Regions from separate parts of the Homo sapiens genome. Here region 1 is linked to region 2. The links are chromatin loops, found by intact Hi-C in ENCODE. Cell type or tissue: gastrocnemius medialis. All regions are shown on one strand. Region 1 overlaps CCDC47 (coiled-coil domain containing 47). Region 2 overlaps DDX42 (DEAD-box helicase 42).

Region 1 (8,000 bases), 54 kb after region 2:
GGCTGAGAGAGCCATTTCTTTCTATTGGTTGTGTAATGGTAACAGATCTTAGTATCATAAGAATACAGGATAACTCAGAGATGGTTATAAATGTAAGTTCAAGGTGACATGTTTATAAAGGATCCCCTGAAATTATTTTAGGTGTTATCTTTATGCTTTCATTCTTGTTTCGACCATTATTTTGAGAAATATTTTTAGCTGCTCGAAAAGAATCTTAATCATTGGTATGACTAAAAAGGAGTACTACTTTTTTTTTTTTTTTTTTTTTCTTAGTAGAGATGGGGTTTCGCTGTGTTGGCCAGGCTGGTCTGGAATTCCTGGCCTCAAGTGATCCACCCACCTTGGCCTCCCAAAGCGCTTGGATTACAGGCATGAGCCACTGCACCCAGCCTGGAGTACTACTTTAATTCTAAAGAGATTCCCTATCTTATTGAAATTTAATTTTTAAAAAGCTTTAGCCTTGTCCGCGCGCTGTGGTTCACACTTGTAATCTCAACACTTTGGGTGGCGGAGGCAGGAGAATCACTTGAGTCCAGGGATTCAGGACTAGCCTGGGCAACATAGTGAGACCCTGTCTCTACAATAAAAAAATTAGCCAGGTGTGGTTGTGTGTTCCTTTAGTCCCAGCTACTCAGGAGGCTGAGGCAGGAAGATCACTTGAGCCCAGGAGATTAAGGCTATGGTAAGCTATGATTGTGCCACTGCACTCTAGCCTGGGTAAGAGAGCAACACCTTGTCACAAAAAATAAATAAAAAGCAATGAACACGCTTTGGTCTTAATGAAGGACATTGTATAAAAGTAAGGATTGAAAGGTGAATTTCTTTTTTTTTTTTTTTCTTTTTTTTGAGACAGAGTGTTGCTCTGTCGCCCAGACCGGAGTACAGTGGCGTGGTCTCTGCTCACGGCAACCTCCACCTCCCGGGTTCAAACGCTTCTCGTGCCTCAGCCTCTTGGATAGCTGGGGTTACAGGCACATGCCACCATGCCCGGCTAATTTTTTTGTATTTTTAGTAGAGACGGTGTTTCACTGTGTTGGCCAGGCTGATCTCAAATTCTCAAACTCCTTGCCTCAAGTAATCCACCTGCCTCCCAAAGTGCGGGGATTACTGGTGTGAGCCGTTGCACCATCTCAAAGAGTGAATATCTTTAGGAAAAAAAGGGAAATGCATTAAACCTTGCTTTTAAAAAATATTATTTTCTTTTTTTCAGATGGTTCACTTTCTTACACACTATGCTGACAAGATTGAATCTGTTCATTTTTCAGACCAGTTCTCTGGTCCAAAAATTATGCAAGAGTACGTATAAGATAAAATTGTTGAAATTAATTTTCCTCACTAGCTTTCTGTGTTGAAACACCTGTAAGGTGCTTCTGCAATATCCCTTACCAAATGTGTGAAGGAAGTTGGTGACAGGCCTCCACATTTTCCTTTGCTTTGACTGCATGCATCATAAGAGGTCATTGTAAACCTATGGGAGAGAAATGAGCCTCCCCTATCCCAGTTTGTATGTGTCCCTGCATGTTTGTGCCACTGACTCAGTGAGATGGTTGGGAATCTTACAGAATGGCTGGTACTAATAAAATGCAGTGGGTTTTTTTGTTTTGTTTTGTTTTTTGTTTGTTTGAGACGCTGTCTCACTCTGTTGCCTAGGCTGGAGTGCGGTGGCACAATCTTGGTTCACTGCAACCTCCGCCTCCCGGGTTCAAGCAATTCTCCTGTCTCAGCCTCCTGAGTAGCTGGGATTACAGGCGTGCACCACCACGCTCGGCTAATTTTTGTATTTTTAGTAGAGATGGGGTTTCACCATGTTGGTCAGGCTGGTCTCGAACTCCTGACCTCGTGATCCACCTGCCTTGGCCTCCCAAAGTGCTGGAATTATAAGCGTGAGCCACCATGCCCCAGTCCATAGGTTCTTTTTTTTTATGATAATAATTTGTGTGTGATGTTTGACTTATGTCTGATTACAAATCTGTGTGTTTTGTAATTTATGGCCTTTTCTGGCTTCCCTCTTTGAATAGTTAAGTGATTGTATCCTTTCCTAGCATAGAAGCCCACAATGTCCATAGGGTTTCTAGCTTTATAGTAATACTGTTCAGGAGTACATATTCAGGACTTGGATTTGTTCTTTGAATTCACAGCCTGTCTCAGGAGAGCATATTTATTTACCTTTATGCTCGGTTTGAAACTGGTTCTGACTAAATTTTTAGTTAAAGACTACCCTCTGATAGGCTGTGGAGTTGAGCACAATTCAAGCCAATCTGGATTTTAGTTGTATACTAAGATTACTCAGGTCCTTATGCCTCTAGATAGTGCTGCATCATCCTTGTCTTGCTCAACTCAGTGGCACTGAGGACAGTGTTTCACATTGTAGCATTCATCATGCCTTTTAAATATGAGATGGAGGGCAATTGATAGTCAAAGGATTCATATAGGCAGAGATTACAAAGGAATCTTCAATGACAGAACTAAATTATATATGCTGTAGTAGATTATCCCTAAATTTACTCTGAGCCTAACTCAAAAATAAGATAATAAGATGCCTTGTTATAGGAAGATAGAATAGGAGTTGGAAATAAAACATAAAAATGCATCAAAATAAGCAAAAATGTATCTAAAATATGGGCCTCATACTTAAATATAGGCTCATTTCTGGCTCCCCAGGTGAGATGGAATATACCCTTGCCTGGAGGGAACATCACTGGAGGTGTTCAAATATAGGATAAAGATCACTTGAGAATGCATCCATCAGATAGACGAGTGGACCAGATGACCTGTAAAGCTCCTTCATTATATTTGACTTGGGTATGCCAAGCCAAATACTGTGCTGATTATGTGCAGGTATCTGTTCATCTAAGTGTATTGGGTGACTTGTGTACATGGAAAACATCTTTCTTGTATTCCTTCTTAATTGCCTTTTCTTTTATGACAGGGAAGGTCAGCCTTTAAAGCTACCTGACACTAAGAGGACACTGTTGTTTACATTTAATGGTAAGTATTCTGGGTCCTTTCTGGGTTCTTAGTCTTCTCTGAGATGACCTTAAGGAGAGTATTGTTTCCTCCTAAATGATAGCTTTAAAACTACGTCAAAACTATAAGCCTGTGCTTGCTTACTGATTTCCAGATTTCTTCAAGAAGAAATTACCTATTATATATTTTAATTTATATTTTCTGCTGCATTTTAACTGCCTAACAAACTTAGAGAAATGAGTCTCTTAAGATTAAAAAAAAAAAAGAGTTGGGTGACCTGGAAATATTAATGCTACCATTAACTCAGTAGGAAAAATGGCTTTGTTTTCCAGTGCCTGGCTCAGGTAACACTTACCCAAAGGATATGGAGGCACTGCTACCCCTGATGAACATGGTGATTTATTCTATTGATAAAGCCAAAAAGTTCCGACTCAACAGAGAAGTAAGACCCAATGCCTGTATTATATAAATTGGCACCTTTTTTTGTTTCTTCTCAAGGGGGAGGGCAGCTATCAATGATTTCAGTGACTGAATTTTTGCTAGTTGATTTAGAAGTGCCAAATGGGAGTAGTTTTATGAAAGAATGCTAAACGGGATTTTGTTGCTGTTGACTAGAAATGGATTTCTTATGAAATACTTTGTTTCTTGGGGAAGGGCAAACAAAAAGCAGATAAGAACCGTGCCCGAGTAGAAGAGAACTTCTTGAAACTGACACATGTGCAAAGACAGGAAGCAGCACAGTCTCGGCGGGAGGAGAAAAAAAGAGCAGAGAAGGAGCGAATCATGAATGAGGAAGATCCTGAGAAACAGCGCAGGCTGGAGGTTAGACAAACTTATCACTGGGGTAAAACTACGATTTGTAAGGATGACTGCTTGTGTTCTGTTGGTTGTTAAGGTAATCTTTGTAGGCTAAAAGTTTAGCATTTTCTCAACATTTGGGACATTGTATCAATTGATAACACTATAAAGAAGAATAAATAATCCTTCCTGTTCAAGCCGTGCCACACTGAGTCTGTGAACGTGAAAAATTATCAGTATTATCCTGTTCCCCCAGCACAATTTCATTTTGAAAATTCCATTATCAGTTTTCGAGCCAAACACTTTGGTAGAAAGAAGTTAGAAATTTTAATAGAAGGCAGCACATGCGCCCTATTATCTAAATAAACTTGCTATGTAAAATTTAAAATCTGATTATAGAATTAGAGATTTCCAATATTTTTGTTTGTATTTTTGTTTTCTGTTTTTTACCTAACTAGAATCTCAAACTCAAAAGCTTTTTGGGTATAGTATGTTATATTTGAAAGCTCGGTATGATCTGATGTGTTTCTGAAATAAGATGCCATAGTCCAGCTCTAAATTTTTTTTTTTTTTTTTTTTTTTTTTTTTTTTTTTTTTTGAGATGGAGTCTCACTCTGTCACCCAGGCTGGAGTGCAATGGCGCAATATTGGCTCAGTGCAGTCTCCGCCTCCCGGGTTCAAGCCATTCTCCTGCCTCAGCCTCCCAAGTAGCTGGGACTACAGGTGTGCGCCACTCAGCTCTAAATTTTAGACCTTGTAAATGCTGGTCAAGAAAGAGAACAAAGGCCAGGTGCAGTGGCTCACGCTTGTAATCCCAGCACTTTGGGAGGCTAAGGCAAGCAGATTGCTTGAGCCCAGGAGTTCAAAACAAGCCTGGGCAACATCATGAGACCTTGTCTCTACTAGTAAAAAAAAAAAAAAATTAGCTGTGCATAGTGGTGCATACCTGTAGTCCCAACTACTTGGGAGACTGAAGTGGAAGGATTACTTGAACCTGGGAGATTGAGGCTGCAGTGAGCTATGATCACACCACTGCACTCTAGCCTGGGCAGCCAAAAAAAAAAGAGGGAGAGGACAGGCCGGGCGTGGTGGCTCACGCCTGTAATCCCAGCACTTTGGGAGGCTGAGGCGGGAGGATCACAAGGTCAGGAGTTCGAGACCAGCCTGACCAACATGCTGAAACCCCGTCTCTACTAAAAACAAACAAAAAAATCAGCTGGGCGTGGTGGCGCGTGCCTGTAATCCCAGCTACTCAGGAGGCTGAGGCAGGAGAATTGCTTGAACCTGAGAGGCAGAGGTTGCAGTGAGCAGGGATCGAGCCACTGCACTCCAGCCTGGGTGACAGAGGGAGACCCTGTCTCAAAAAAAAAAAAGGGAGAGGACAAAGTTCTGAAAGATGTGAATTTTAGTAAGAATAATCTTGAGATAATTGAAGAATATTCTTAGGAGCAAAGGGGTCACGTGTCCAAGAAAATGTGAGCTGCTGTGCGGGCCTGCATTTGACAGCAGTGTCATTAATGCTGTTGAGTGAACTGCCCAGGATACTGCAGGCCTGTCATCATCATCTTACCCCTTTTATCATTTTTTTGTTTTATTTGACTTGGTTTAGTGATAGGTATTTTTCCCCTGAAAATGTAGCTCTGTGTTTATGCAGTCTTCTTTATAAATAAATATGGCTTTTTATGTACATGTGAAGAATCTACAGAGGAATCATTAATAGGTAATGCCTTTCATTTTTCTATAAAAGGAAGTTCTACATTTCTTTCTAAGGTTTGAAACTATAATGAGTTAAAGGAAGAGGGGGCCTGAAACTTAACCTGAGTCAGATTGTAAGCTTCTTGTCGATGTAAATCATTTAATTTTTTTGAACTACCACTTTATAGTATCTGGTCTGGGCACCTTGTAAAAAGATCTGGTGAACTCAATAGAACAACCCACCCAACCCCCTCTACCAGTATATGATATGAAAGCTCCTTTTTTTCTTTTAATTTATTTTTATTTTTATTTTTGAGACAGGGTCTCACTCTGTTGCCCAGGCTAGAGTACAGTGGCAAAATCGTAGCTCGCTGCAGCTTCGAACTCCTGGGCTCAAGCCATCCTCCCGCTTCGGCCTCCCAATATGCTGGGAATACAGGTGTGAGCCACTGTGCCCAGCCAGAGAGCTCCTCTTCACTCACATCTTTTCAAAAACTAGTTATTAATTTTTTTTTTTTTTTGAGACAGAGTCTCGCTCTTTCACCAGGCTGGAGTGCAGTGGCGCGATCTCAGCTCGCTGCAGCCTCCACCTCCCGGGTTCAAGCGATTCTTCTGCCTCAGCCTCCCTAGTAGCTGGGACTACAGGCACATGCCACCATGCTCAGCTAATTTTTGTATTTTTAGTAGAGATGGGGTTTCACCATGTTCAGGATAGTTTCAATCTCTTGACCTCGTGATCCGCCTGCTTCAGCCTCCCAAAGTGCTGGGATTACAGGCGTGAGCCACCGTGCCAGGTCTTTTTTTTTTTTTTTTTTCCTTATTCTGGTAGTGGGGAAATGGTATCCCACTTGTTTTGTTTTGTTTTGTTTTGTTTGAGACATAGTCTTGCTGTGTTGCCCAGGCAGAGTGCAATGGCATGATCTCAGCTTACTGCAACCTCTGCCTCCTGGGTTCAAGCGATTCTCCTGCCTCAGCTGGGATTACAGGTGCCTGCCTCCATGCCCGGCTAATTTTTGTATTTTTTAGTAGAAATGGGGTTTCACCATGTTGGTCAGGCTGGTCTCGAACTCCTGATCTCAGGTGATCCACCCACCTCGGCCTCTCAAAGTGCTGGGATTACAGGCGTGAGCCACTACGCCCAGCTATTTTTTGAATTATTATTTGAAGTTGAACATTTTTCATGTGTATTGACTTAACATAAATATCTCTTAAATGTGCTAGCATAAATATATTTATCTTTTTTTTTTTTTTTTCTTTGAGACAAACTCACTCTGTCGCCCAGGCTGGAATGCAGTGGCACAATCTTGGCTCACTGCAACCTCCGCCTCCCAGGTTCAAGTGATTCTCGTGCCTCAGCCTCCCAAGTAGCTGGGATTACAGGTGCCCGCCACCACACCTGGCTAATTTTTGTATTTTTAGTAGAGATGAGGTTTCACCACATTGGCCAGGCTGATCTTGAACTCCTGATCTCTCAAGTAATCCACCCACCTCAGCCTCCCAAAGTGTAGGCGAGGTTTCACCACATTAGCCAGGCTGGTCTCGAACTCCTGACCTCTCAAGTGGCCCACCAGCCTCAGCCACTGCGCCCGGCCAATATTTCTTATACATGATATTGTATTCTGTGTATCATTAGTTTTACACATGTGTGTAATATGTAATATGGGAGATAGGGATAGATAGTGCTGGGAAAAGAGTGAATGTGGTGAAGGTAGGGGTTGGGACAATGGGAAGAGGACATTGGGATCGAACCTGGGAGGCAGAGGTTGCAGTGAGTCGGGATTGCGCCATTGCACTCCAGCCTGGGGAACAAGAGCGAAACTCCACCTCAAAAAAAAATTGAAAAGAAACCTAAGATAGGCCGGGCGCGGTGGCTCATGCCTATAATCCTAACACTTTGGGAGGCCGAGGCAGGTAGATCACTTGAGGTCAGGAGTTCAACACCAGCCTGGCCAATATGGTGAAACCCCATCTCTACTAAGAATACAAAAATTAGCTGGGCATGATGGCACACACCTGTAATCCCACCTACTCCGGGGGCTGAGGCAGGAGAGTCATCCCAGGCAACAGAGCAAGAATTCTGTCTCAAAAACAAACACAAACAAAAAAAAAAACCTGGCCAGGCACATTGGCTCACGCCTGTAATCCCAGCACGTTGGGAGGCCATAGTCGGTGAATTGCCTGAGGTCAGGAGTTTGAGACCAGCCTGGCCAACATGGTGAAACCCCGTCTCTGCTAAAAATACAAAAATCAGCTGGGTGTGGTGGCACATGCCTGTAATCCCAGCTACTCGGGAGGCTAAGGCAGGAGAATGGCTTGAACCCGGAAGGCAGAGGCTACAATGACCCGAGATTGTGCCACTGCACTCCAGCCTGGGTGACACAGCAAGACCCTATCTCAAAAAAAAATAAAGAAAAAACCTAAGACAGTCAATAGTTCCCAAACCAGGAATTTACAAATCACCCTTTGAAACCTAATTTGTTGCACTATGAAGAACTATATATGCTTTGCACTTCTTCTTTTCTTCCCTATTTTCTCCATCC
Region 2 (8,000 bases):
TCAATGTTTAAACTACACTCTTCTAGGCTATTCTGACCATATGTATCTTTCTGATTCTTGATGAACTTGGCAATCATTTTGTGGGAGAGTATAAGAAAAACTATTTGACATAGAGGGGAATTTGTAGCTACTAGCCTATATGTCACAGAGACTCTCACTGAACTGCTAATTTAGCCACCAATCAAAATTAAAACCACAGCCTGCCGTTCATCAGTATATTTTCAACCCTGCTTTTACCACACTTTAGGGGAAATTCTCTGCAAAACTAATCATGTTTTCCATACCGAGGGAGGCTGAGAAGCCATTTAAACACAAGGCATACTTACTGGGGTACACACAACAATCTCTGCCCCCTCCTGAAGGGCCTTGGCCTGCTCCCACATACTCCCTCCTCCATATACGGCCACTGATCGAAGATTATATGCTTTTCCAAACCGCTTACATTCTGCATGGATCTACAAAGTTGTGAATAATATATTAACAAACTGTGACACTAACAAATACCTGTCACAACCCAAACGAAGTTCTGAAAAACAGAATGTGATGTCATAAAAAATCGAAACCTAGAACATACTTTAAAACCACGATTTTATTCATAAAGGTATAAATGAATGGAATACCATTATTGCATCTCAACAGATTATCTAAAATCTTTTATTCATTTTACCCCCTTCTCTTCCTGATCCTGTCACTGCTTTTCTACCAAGATAAAATGAACTCATCCTACAGAAAAACTGTCAGCTTATAATACAAACAATCCCCATATCACAATAGGCTTTTCCTCTTAAAAAAAGTAGTTCTGGCCGGGCACAGTGGCTCACACCTGTAATCCCAGCACTGTGGGAGGCCAAGGCAAGCAGATCACTTGAGGTCAGGAGTTTGAGACCAGCCTGGCCAACATGGTGAAACCCCGTCTCTACTAAAAATAAAAAAATTAGCCAGGTGTGGTGGCGTGTGCCCGTGATCCCAGCCTCTCGGCTGAGGCAGGAGAATTGCTTGAAACTGGGAGGTGGAGGTTGCAGTGAGCTGAGATCACACCACTGCACTCCAGCCTGGGCAAAAGAGTGAGACTCTGTCTCAAAAAAAGCAAATAAATAAAAATAAATAAAAACAGTAGTTTTTAGGGGAAAATATGTATTTGGTTATATAGAAAATATTTAACACATAATACTTTCCAAAAGTTTCCTGGTAGCACAACACTGTGAATATACTTAATGCCACTGAACTGTACATTAAAAATGGTTAAGATAATCAATTTTGTGTGTATCTTATCACAATTAAAAAAAAAAGTTTCCTGGTCATTCTACCTCACTTGACTGGCTGGTCCCTTGCTAGTCCACATATGGAAGGAGGCATTCTATAGAAAGCACATACCTGCTGGCAAAGCTCCCTGGTAGGACACACAATCACTGCAATTGGTCCATCACCTGGTTCCAACTCCTTCTGGTCCATTATATGAATCAACATGGGCCAAATGAAGGCTGCAGTTTTCCCACTACCTGTTTTGGCAATACCAATCATGTCTCTACCACTTAATGCCACAGGCACACCCTGGAGAAAAAGTAAAATATAACCACTCTAAAATTTCAATTCTAAAGATGTACTGAAGCAAATCCTGGGGAATGATAAATGACTACTAACATTTTTATTTGCAATGGAACAAAACATACCTGGTGCTATGCATACTGGTTGTGAAATAGAAATATCAATATCCAACATTCTCATTAACTTCTTGATTTATAGGAAATGACATCATTCTCATTACGTGGATATCAGCCACCACTTACAGAACAGAAACAACTCCATTTTGTTTAAAATACAGAAATGAAAAATCAAGGCCGGGCAGTGGCTCACGCCTGTAATCCCAGCACTTTGGGAGGCCGAGGTGGGCAGGTTCCCTGAGCTCAGGAGCTCGAGACCAGCCTGGGCAACACGGTGAAACCCTATCTCAACTAAAATACAAAAAATTAGCCAGGTGTGCTGGCGTGCGCCTGTAATCCCACCTACTTGGGAGGCCGAGGCAGGAGAATTGCTTGAACCTGGGAGGCAGAGATTGCAGTGAGCCAAGATCGCGCCACTGCACTCCAGCTTGGACAACAGAGTGAGACTCTGTCCCCAAAAAAAACAAAAACAAAAACAAAACAGAAAAATTGCAATTTATAATGAAGGGTTGCTAAAATTTTAAAAATTTTCCCCCCTTAAGAAGGTACAGACTATCTCATTCATATACAGAAAATGAGAATGTTCTGCATAAGAATAAATAAATCCCATATATAAATGGGAAAAAGAAGCTAAAACTTTCAGTAATGAATGAGAATTTTCAAGTGACGAACGAAGGAATTCTAGTCATTGACAGTGCTAAATTTGTCTATATACGAACCTTTTTGGTTAGGTTTAGGCCTAATAAATTATTTTCTTCATATCATATTTTCAACATACGTATCAGATACAAAAGAATATTTGTCAGCCATTTAGTGACTTCTTAAGAGTGATAAATACCTCTATCCTTATCAACAAGGTTCTACACTAAACACTGTTTTACTGCTGTGATTTGTTTTTAAATTAATATAGTCATGAAAGACTACCCTACTTTATTTTTCTTTCATTATGTTTTACTTACCTGGCACTGTATTGGAGTGGGCTGTGTGTATTCAGATTTCCGAATCTGGTGCATAAGTTGTTCGTCAAACCCAAAATGAGCAAAGCTACTTCCTGGTCTAGGAGGTGCAGCACCAGAGACCTAGAGATAGAGACAACTCCCCAGAATGACTTGTACTTCAACATTAACAGCATTTGAAGTTCAACAATACTTACCTGGATCTAGCATTTTAGCTGGAGTATGAAGTAAAAATACAAGTCTGTAAGCCAAAATCATACAATGAAAAGGAAAAACCTCAAATGGTAACAAATATAAACCTCATATTAAAAACTCCATGATAAATATTCCCAAGATAATTGTCATACAATTTTAAATGATTAAAAATTTCTTAACTCAAAATTAATTTTCTCATAACAAATAAAACGGAAAAAAAATTGTTCAATGAATTGGGAAGCCATAACTGTTCTTTTGCCATTTTGCATTAAGTATTAACCAGATGGTAGAAAAAAATTAATGTATCTTACTCTTGAAATGAAAATTCCAAGTGGGCTCCAAATAAGACAAGTCTACACATGCTGGCTACCAAGATATAATCTACTGCCTCCATTTTCAGTTATGCTTGATGAATTAAAGTCTCACTTAGTGATGGTCCAGCCACTGTCAAGCCCTGTTCAAACTGCACCTAGGTGAAGAATGGGGCTTATAATCTCCATTTTGTCCCCCAAAGTGGTAACCTTTCAATGCTTCTCTGGTGATGTTGATATTTCCAATCAGGATTTCAGGGGTTTTACTTAAAATTTTTCTTGGGTCACTGGGGAGATGAGTAACCTCTTGGAAAACAGACAAGTGTACACACACAAATACACACCCCTCCTGGAAAACAGGAGTTTAAACATCGTGTAGCAACTGATAAGGTGCACACAGGCGAGAAAGTTGTCTATATTAGAGTAGATAGCATAGCATATTTTTTCTGTGTGTTTCATTTACCATCTATCAGCACCTTAAACCAATGTAGCCAATGTGCAGCCCAAAACTTTCTGGTAGGCAGTTTAAACCATTCTGAAATTAGTACATGCATATTTTTAAAAGGTATTAGTTTATTCTAATTTTTAAAATAAAGCATACTATATGTAATTTGACAGACAAGTTTATCTTCATTTCAAAATATTCTAAGATATCATCTGTTAACATCTATTCCTTTTGTTTCCTCTTCCTTTAGATGGGGACTCCCACCCTTCATCACTAGCCCATCCAGCACAGAACATATAAAACTGACTGAAATATGAAACAAGAAAATGATCCTATCCTAAAACAGCATCTAGAAGACTAAAACAATCAAATTAAGAGACATGAACAGAAGGGATATAATAATTACTCTGGCAAAGACAGTTCAGAGACCATTAGAAAAGAAATTCAAGGTTATTAGTTTAGATAACCAATAATACTAAATCTGGACTAATTAACATTAATATTAAGAATATTGAGCTTAATGATGCTTACCCGAAGATTGAGCTTATGCCGGAGATCTATTAACTGCTGTGGAGTGAGGTTGGTTATCTCTTCATGCTCATTGTAAAAGTTTTTTTCAAATGGTGGATAGTCAATCTGCAGGTCCAATTATTCAAAGTTAGTCTAGAATTCAAGAGTCAATTCTGTAAGTTTGATTTTATTGCAAAATAATCTTTTCCAAATTTTACACAAGTAAAGCCATTCCAGCTAGAGAAAGCAAAAAAATTAATTTATTCTCAGCTTAGATCCTAAAAAGTATAGCTAGTTTGTTTTCTGTTCCTATTTTCAATATAAACACCAACCTACTTCTTTTATTGGTTGAGACAGTTTCGCTCTGTCACCCAGGCTGTAGTGCAGTGGTGCGATCCTGGCTCACTGCAGCCTCCACCTCCCCGGTTCAAACAATTCTCACGCCACCTCAGCCTCCCAAGTAGCTGGGATTACAGGCATGAGCCACTGTGCCTAGCCTAACACCAACCTACTTCCTAAAGAGACTCTTAAGGAAACCTCGAATTTGAACAACATTGAAGCAGACTAAGGAATCTCTCTATAATGCCAAAGACCTCAGAGGACAGAGAAGATATTTCACCATATAACATTTAAATATGTTTTGAATAAAGCTGTTTAACCTAGCTCTAAGCATTTAAAAACACTCCTAATATTTATTTTGGAGATAGCTCTGCTTTTAGAGGGAGTTCTATTCTGTTTAAAAACATGGAGTTGTTTATAACTTTTAAAAAATGTATGGCCAAGAATTTCCAATTCCAGAAAGTAGTAGTCACTTCTATTATTCTTTTCATAGCTTAGTGTAGTAGGTATACAAAACATAAGCACATCACCACCTATCAATTTGGCTAAATTATTTTTTATAAACTATTTTTTTTTTCAGAGACAGGGTCTTGCTATGTTGCCCAGGCTAGACTCAAACTCCTGGGCTCAAGTGATTCTCCTGCCTCAGCCTCTCCAGTAGCTGGGACTCCAAGCATGCACCACCATGCCTGGTTCTTAAACTTATTTTTTAAGAAAAATATAAGCATTCTATAGGTAGTTAAAAAAAAAAATCATAGTTCTGGATACATAAAAAAAATTGGAAGAAGAGTGACACTATTGTATTTTCACAAATCTCTTTATTAATGTCGACTTAAATAGCTCCTACTATATTCAAATTATTGCAATAGGTTGGTTTTATTTAAGCCTATAAGAAATTCTTGCCTCCAGGCCTGGAGCAGTGGCTCATACCCGTAATCCCAGCACTTTGGGAGGCTGAGGCCGATGGATCACTTGAGGTCAGGAGTTCAAGACCAGCCTGGCCAACATGGTGAAAGCCCGTCTCTACCAAAAATACAAAAATTAGCCGGGCGTAGTGGCACACACCTGTAGTCCCAGCTACTCGGGAGGCTGAGGCAGGAGAATCTCTTGAACCCGGGAGGAGGAGGAGGTTGCAGTGAGCCAAGGTTGCGTCACTGCACTCCAGCCTGGGCGACAGAGCAGGACTCCATCTCAAAAAAAGAAAAAAAAGCAAAGGAAAAATACGTAGTTGAAAAAGAGAGGACAGTATTTTAGTAGCCTTTTCAGATACCTTTTTTTTTTTTTTTTTTTGAGATGGAGTCTTGCTCTGTCTCCCAGGCTGGAGTGCAGTGGCACAACCTCAGCTCACTGCAACCTCCTCCTCCAAGGTTTAAGTGATTCCCCTGCCTCAGCCTCCTGAGTAACTGGGATTACTGATGCCTGCCACCAATCCCAAAGACGGGGGTTTCACCATGTTGGCCAGGCTGGTCTCAAACTCCTGCCCTCAAGTGATCTGCCCACCTTGGCCTCCCAAAGTGCTGGAATTACAGGCATGAGCCACCGCACCCAGCCCTTTTCAGATACTTTTTATTTTACACTAAAACTTGACAAGTGGTCATTTCCTAAAAGTTATTTTCATTGTGTAATCTGAAACCATATTACTGAAGTTTTCACACTCTGTTACATTATAATCCATTTATTTATCATGTATTTTGAGTTGAGCTTTTATTCATGCTTGACTTTGTAATGTCATACATTGATCATTTGGAAAATATTGGTTCACTGAGGTTATATACAGATCATCCAAATGTTAACACATTTCATTATATTAAAAATCAGTTACTAATATCACCATCAATTTTGTCACAATGGTCTTTAAGTACTGAAAAGCTGTCAAGCCTACTGTGGTAGATGTAAGTTTTCCAAATTCTAATTTTTGCTTGAAAGCTTGAATTTTTTTTTTTTTTTGAGATGGAGTGTTGTTCTTATTGCCCAGGCTGGAGTGCAATGGCATGATCTCGGCTCACTGCAACCTCCGCCTCCTGGATTTGAGTGACTCTCCTGCCTCACTCTCCCGAGTAGCTGGGATTACAGGCATGCACCACCATGCCTGGCTAATTCTGTATTTTTAGTAGAGATGGGGTTTCTCCATGTTGGTCAGGCTGGTCTCAAACTGCTGACCTCAGGTGATCCACCCGCCTCGGCCTCCCAAAGTGCTGGGATTACAGGCATGAGCCACCATACCCAGCCTGAATTTTGTTATTAAAAAACAAAATTTAGATGGAGTTTCACCAAGTTGCCCAGGCTTATCTCAAATTCCTGAGCTCAAGCGATCTACCCGCCTCAGCCTCCCAAAGTGTTGAAATTACAGGCGTGAGCCATTGCGTCTGGCCGAAAGCTTGAATGTCTATCATGGGTAATAAACACTTTCAATTGTTTTCCTTGAAATGTCATTGATTTTGTCCAGTGAAAGTGGTGTTCTATGAAAAAAAGTAGCTAGTTCACCTTACAACTCAAACACATAAGTGCTTTTCCTTGAAATGGCTATCATATTTTGGTATGCAACAGAAATGCTTTATGCGTACTTCCCATTTTATCACACAGAATAAAAAGACATGTAGCTCAAGGGTCACGACTTTAATAATTTTTACTGTTCAGGGCATTCTTGAGTGAAACTGGCCTTTTTTTTTCTTTTTAACTGCAATGGTCTGAGAACAGAGAATACGCCTACTAGAACAGTTTGGTGCCACTGGCTTGATTCATGCTAAGGCATCAGCAGTTTTACTTATCACTGCTTTTACACCAACAATGTAAATGTTGATGCAGTAACAAAGGAAAACAATCTTGGTATAATGAAAAGTGTTTGGACTCTGTAGGCTCCCTGAAAGGGGTTCTTGGTCCACACTGAGAACCACTGCTCCAGATCTAGAATCATTAGTGTATGTGAGATCTCGGCTGATATTTAACCTGGATGAAACACTGATATTTTTTCAAGTGGGTATACCGATGTCCTCATTCCTTAAGGATCCTGTAATTACTGGCTCCACTGTGAAGAAACAGCCTCTCATCTGCCCCAGATCTAGGACCAACAGTAAAAATTTATAGCAATTAAAAAAACAAATGTGACCGGATGCAGTGGCTCACATCTGTAATCCCAGCACTTTGGGAGACCAAGGTGGGTGGATCACTTGGGGTCAGGAGTTCGAGACCAGCCTGGCCAACGTGGTAAAATCCCATCTCTACTAAAAATGAACCTGGGAAGCAGAGGCTGCAGTAAGCCAAGATTGCGCCACTGCACTCCAGCCTGGGCAATAGAGCAAGACTTCGTCTGGAAAAAAAATAAACAAAAAAATAAAGGCATGCCAGGTACAGTGGTGTGCACCTGTAGTCCCAGCTACTCAGGAGGCTGAAGTGAAAGGATCACTTGAGCCAGGGGATTTGGGGCCAGTCTGGGCAATATAGCAACAACAACAAAAACAGTAAACACAGGCCAAAACGTTCCCAGTTTGAAAGAAAGATGTCAAGGCTGGGTGCGGTGGCTCACGCCTGTAATCCCAGCGCTTTGGGAGGCCGAGGCAGGGGGATCACCTGAGGTCAGGAGCTC

The links. Hi-C counts contacts between places; a loop is a spot of excess contacts. Peaks named below come from ENCODE experiments on the same cell type or tissue, not always from the same donor. Only the 100,000 strongest peaks of a DNase experiment are listed, where the experiment ranks them.
Region 1: a loop joins it to region 2, with 2.0 times the contacts of the local background. A loop is called at or near these places in 9 of 110 quality-filtered maps.

What each region holds. Positions count from the first base shown.
Region 1 is chr17:63,747,729-63,755,728 of GRCh38, reverse strand. CCDC47 (coiled-coil domain containing 47) reads left to right here. Exons shown (of 13, transcript NM_020198.3): 9 at 1,211-1,296; 10 at 2,930-2,988; 11 at 3,300-3,409; 12 at 3,622-3,789. Among named protein-coding and RNA genes, the nearest start is that of STRADA, 9.9 kb to the right of the region's middle. In gastrocnemius medialis, no CTCF peak of the experiment used is centred here; a DNase peak (open chromatin) is centred at 3,725.
Region 2 is chr17:63,801,275-63,809,274 of GRCh38, reverse strand. It overlaps DDX42 (DEAD-box helicase 42), which reads right to left. Exons shown (of 18, transcript NM_203499.3): 7 at 4,100-4,204; 8 at 2,621-2,740; 9 at 1,375-1,551; 10 at 327-455. Among named protein-coding and RNA genes, the nearest start is that of PSMC5, 22 kb to the left of the region's middle. In gastrocnemius medialis, no CTCF peak of the experiment used is centred here; no DNase peak of the experiment used is centred here.